Linked DNA regions of Homo sapiens: region 1 is linked to region 2. A link is an interaction called in ENCODE POLR2A ChIA-PET data of the cell type or tissue named here. Cell type or tissue: A673. All regions are shown on one strand. Region 1 overlaps RPL37A (ribosomal protein L37a). Region 2 overlaps XRCC5 (X-ray repair cross complementing 5).

Region 1 (2,500 bases), 370 kb after region 2:
CTTACCTGCCTCTTCCCATGCTAAAGATGGCCCACCTTCGTTTTGTTATTTAAGCAACTTCATCCCCTGGCTTGTTTTCACAGTGGTTTTCTGAGCCTTTGACTCTAAGTCATCTAATTGAACATTGTGTTGTGATATAAAAAGTAAGTTAGGCTTGTGTTTTTCACCAGGCCATTTCATTGTATCCTAACTAGGCGGGTGGCTGTGATAAATGTACAGATTAGCCAATACAGAATCACGTCTAATTCCAAGTTTTCTTTTGGGTATGAAGTTGAGACATGGGGAAGCTTGAGCTTTGTTTTGTCAGCAACAGGTGAGGTGGAGAACTGGGACTGAAGGGGTTTGGGGAGGATCTGTTTAAGATTGGAAAAAATACATCAACTTGGGAATGTAAGCAACTAGAACCAAGCAATCTGTACAACGTTTTTACTGTTGGCTGTCTTCCTCTGGGAAACTAAAAGCCATTTTGTTGATAGCACTTCAGGTCAGAATTCATCAACAGGGAATGGAAACATTGTTTATATGCTTTGGGGTACATCAAGATAAGTTGAGGGTCAAGTTAATGTCATGCCACAATCAACCCTGTATGTCAGGGCCCTTGAGAGCAGAGTAGTGTCGGGAGAGTGGGTGGTATGGTTGACACAAAGACCCACAGGTATTTTTATGGGTTCACTTAATGAAGCAGGGGCTTAGTTGAGGGTAGAGACTGTTCATTAAACCAGCCTTTGTTGACCACTCCCTGCAGTATGGACAGGACATGATCACCATCCTTAAGTCCCACTATAGCAGGGGGGAAACAGTATGCTTAATTAAGCTTAATTATAAACTCTTTGAGTTAGAAAACTGGTGAAAGTGTTATTTCCTCCTGAAGTAATTATGTATATATACATGCCAATTCCAATCAGAATGCTAATTTTTCTTTTTAACCCCAGAGCTGTGCAAAATGTTTCTCAAATTTATTCAGGAACATAAACAACAGTTGGAAAGGACAAGAACTGTCTCCAGCATAATGGTTAAGAATGTGGAGGCTGAGGCAGGACAATGGTATGAGCTGAGACTGCACTGCAGCCTGGGCGACAGAGCAAGACTCCGTCTTAACCAAAAAAAAAAAAAATAATAATAATGTGGATTCTAGAGTCAAGCAGGAGTTATTTGGTTGTTCTGCTATACTAGTTGTGTGACCTTGGAGGAATTATTTAATCCTCTCCTGAACTTCAATCTTTTTTTTTTTTCCCCCGAGATAGAGTCTTGCTCTGTCGCCAGGCTGGAGTGCAGTGTCATGATCTTGGGCTCACTGCAACTTCTGCCTCCTGAATTCAAGCGATTCTCCTTCCTCAGCCTCCCAAGTAGCTGGGATTACAGGTGTATGCCACCACGCCCGGCTAATTTTTAGTAGAGATGGGGTTTCTCTGGCCATGTTGGCCAGTCTGGTCTTGAACCCCTGGCTTCAGGTGATCCACCCGCTTCGGCCTCCCAAAGTGTGGGGATTACAGGCATGAGCCACCGTGCCGCCTAATCTTTTCATCTGTAAGATGGATATAGTAGTTTTCCTCTCAAACAGAACAAATTAGTTAAATTTGGATCTAGAACACTTATAGGTTCAGGAACTGTAGATCTTGGAAAGACGAATAACACTTTGGACATAATGCTGTTTTTCAAAGATGGGGTGGTGGGTGGGTGTTGGTGGGTGTTAGAGGGTGCTATCAGGCCAAAGGAGAAGGAATCAGGAGGGAAACTGCCTATGGCAAAAGCATGAGTTACGATGTCAGGGGAAGGGAGACAACAGGGTTCAGGCCAAGGAAGCCTTTCTGTTTTTGGCCCAAGGAGCGTCAATAAGATCTTTGAAAATACTTTGAAGTCATTTTGTGTGTGTGTATGTGCATACACACCTGATTTGTTTTATTTTTTATTTTTATTTTTTGAGTTAGGGTCTGGCTCTGTCGTCCAGGCTAGAGTGCAGTGGTGTGGTCTCAGCTCACTGCAACCTCTGCCTCCCAGGCTCAAGCCGTCCTCCCACCTCATCCTCCCCAGTAGCTGGGACTACAGGTGTGCACCACCTCGCTTGGCTACCTTTTGTATTTTTCATAGAGACATGGTTTCACCATGTTACCCATGCTGGTCTCAGACTCCTGAGCTCAAGCAATCCACCTGCCACAGCCTCCCATAGTACTGAGATTACTGGCATGAGCCACCGTGCCCAGAATATGAAACACTTTTGAGGTTCAAATCTCTTTGGAATCTTAGGATATTCCTTGTAAGAGGAAGGCTTATTTTCCTCTTTTCCATAGGATCTGCCTTTCCTGTTTATATTGTCTATGGGAAATTGTTGTATGGGCCTGTTTGTCATGGGTTAAATTGTAGCACATTTGTGCTAAGGATCAAATAATACCCTATTTTCTCAGGGGCTTCTCTTAAGTATTTTAGTGTAATTTTTGATTACTTAGTCTCTGGCTTACTTCAGGCTGTAGAGAAAATGAGATGTATTGGCTGCATTTGCACA
Region 2 (2,500 bases):
ACAAGTTACACAATTCACACGATTCAAGTAAGATGATGACTGATGACAGAGATTAAGACAAACATTTGGTTTAGGTACCAGTCTTAATCATGTGCCATACATTTCCCTGTTAATTTTTTGTTGGAAAGTTTGGTTTTGTCACTAGCTTTTTAAAAAAGACATACATGGAAATAAAAATGTGTTTCTATTTTGAGACGGAGTCTTGCTCTGTCGCCCAGACTGGAGTACAGTGGTGTGATCTCAGCTCACTGCAACCTCCACCTCCCAGGTTCAAGTGATTCTCCTGCCTCAGCCTCCTGAGTAGCTGGGACTACAGGCGCGTGCCACCATGCCTGGCTAATTTTTTTTTGTATTTTTAGTAGAGACAGAGTTTCACTGTGTTAGCCAGGATGGTCTCAATCTCCTGACCTTGTGATCCACCTGCCTCGGCCTCCCCAAGTGCTAGGATTACAGGTGTGAGCCACTGTGCCTGGCCTAAAAGTGTGTTTCTTTTTAATAAAATAAATGTCATCAACAGACTAACAGGAACAAATAAACACTAGATCACAGAATCTGTCCCTGGATATGAAAGTTTTATTGTGTCTTGGGGTAAAGATGCATGTGCTTTTCCTTTGCATTTGTCCAAGGCCAGAATCCTTGGATTTTGATGCTCCTTCTTCCCACAAAACATAGAAGATACTGTGTATTGAAAGGGTGTGATTTTTCATAGAATATAGGCTACAGAACAGGGCTGGACTTTTTTTTTTTTTTTTTAAGAAGCCGAGAGCCTATGTTTATATAAATATCCTATGTAATTAAAAAGAAAAATACAGTTAAATCCCAGAAATAAAAGAAATTTAAATATAGAAAAATATATAACTTATCAATTGAATGTTTCCAAACAGAAGAGTTTTAGCTTCTGTCAGGCATTGCATATCTCCAGCATACGTTTTTGAGAACATTTTGTTCTGAAAATTTCCTGTTGGCATTTTTCTCTGTGGGTCTCTAGGTTTCTGAATAATGTGTTCTTATGTTTACAAATCATGCTGTACTTTAGTCAACCATGGTTTATCTTTGGAGGATAACTAGTACGTTAACATTTGCCAGATTTTTTCTTTTAGGCTGGGTAATCATTGAGCTAACTAGATTGCAAAATATGCTACTTTAAAAAATGTAATTAGATTTTAATCATCTCTATATTGTATGTGTGGTTTGTGTATCTGCTGCTGCTTTTTCACCATTGATCACAAGGGGCAGTCATCTGATTCCAGGGAATAGAAGATGGAGGCTTGCTCTGGCGTGTGCGTGTGTTGTTAATGTATGCATGGAACTAATTTCAGCTTGTAGAAAATGAGGCCCCATATGCTTAACAGATGCTCTTCTCTTTTTCTCCAGGGTTCCGCTATGGAAGTGATATAGTTCCTTTCTCTAAAGTGGATGAGGAACAAATGAAATATAAATCGGAGGGGAAGTGCTTCTCTGTTTTGGGATTTTGTAAATCTTCTCAGGTATGATTGTGAACAAACTAAATGAGCTTTTTCCTAGCTGTTATTTGAAATGGTATGCTTTTGATTGGTCATTTTATTTATAAGGTATATTTATTTCACTTTTAATTTTTCTAAAATGTAGTCTGGGGGTTAATGTTGCCATGGTATGTATTTTATACATTGGGAAACTGAGGTTCAGAGCCGTTAAGTAAATCTATATGAGCATAGCAAACTAAAAATACAGGATGGTTTTTGAATGGGGAATGGAAGCGGAGATGAGGGGTATTTGAATTATGTGGGCCTAACCCTCATCCCTTTGAGGTTCAGTCTTCTTGAGCTGGTATTATGGTGAAAGTGCTCATAATGTCTCAACTCTAGAGGTGGGAGGGCATAAAAATGCATGAGAAACATTGCCCAATACAGCACATTGCATGTTCTTGAAAATAAACCGCAGGCTCCAGATTTCATAGATCAGACAAAGTTGATCTTGGTAGATAAGTGCAGGTGGTTATGATTTTCAGAACTCTTCAATACTCATTTTCTAATCTGGTATTAGTAGAGCTGTCTTGACCCCTCTTGATACTGTGCTAGATAAGTTAATTGAATTTAAGGGGGTGGGGGGAGAGACATGCAGTACTTATTTTTGATTTAATTTCTCTTTCTTTCAACCCTTCCCCTCTAAGTCTTCACTCAAGCCTCTACTGTTCATCAGTGCCTCAGTGTTACTCTTAGGAGGAAATGCAAACCACTTAGCTTTGTTTTTAGGAGACTTCATCATCTGATCTTTGTTAATCTCTGTAATCTAATTTTTCACCTTTCCTCTCACACAGTGGCACTGTACTACTCCAAGAGCAGTTCTCCAAATGTACCATGCTTTTACAGCACTCCAGACTTCTATTGATACTGTTTTCTCTGCCTGGAACGCTTGTGCCCAGACTTTTCTCTTAGTTCCTATTTGTCCTTTTAAGTCTCGACTTAGGTGTCACCGTTTGCAGAAACCTTCCCTGATCCCTCATGACCAGGCTTGGTGCCCT

Evidence for each region. ChIA-PET counts read pairs that join two places held together with the same protein. Peaks named below come from ENCODE experiments on the same cell type or tissue, not always from the same donor. Only the 100,000 strongest peaks of a DNase experiment are listed, where the experiment ranks them.
Region 1: POLR2A ChIA-PET joins it to region 2 with 5 read pairs; 2 of 35 experiments call an interaction of 5 or more read pairs at or near these places.

What each region holds. Positions count from the first base shown.
Region 1 is chr2:216,503,921-216,506,420 of GRCh38, forward strand. It overlaps RPL37A (ribosomal protein L37a), which reads left to right. Exons shown (of 4, transcript NM_000998.5): 4 at 1-166. Among named protein-coding and RNA genes, the nearest start is that of RPL37A, 6.3 kb to the left of the region's middle. In A673, no CTCF peak of the experiment used is centred here; no DNase peak of the experiment used is centred here; H3K27ac peaks cover 653 bases.
Region 2 is chr2:216,129,501-216,132,000 of GRCh38, forward strand. It overlaps XRCC5 (X-ray repair cross complementing 5), which reads left to right. Exons shown (of 21, transcript NM_021141.4): 9 at 1,375-1,487. Among named protein-coding and RNA genes, the nearest start is that of XRCC5, 21 kb to the left of the region's middle. In A673, a CTCF peak has its summit at 1,231; no DNase peak of the experiment used is centred here; H3K27ac peaks cover 412 bases.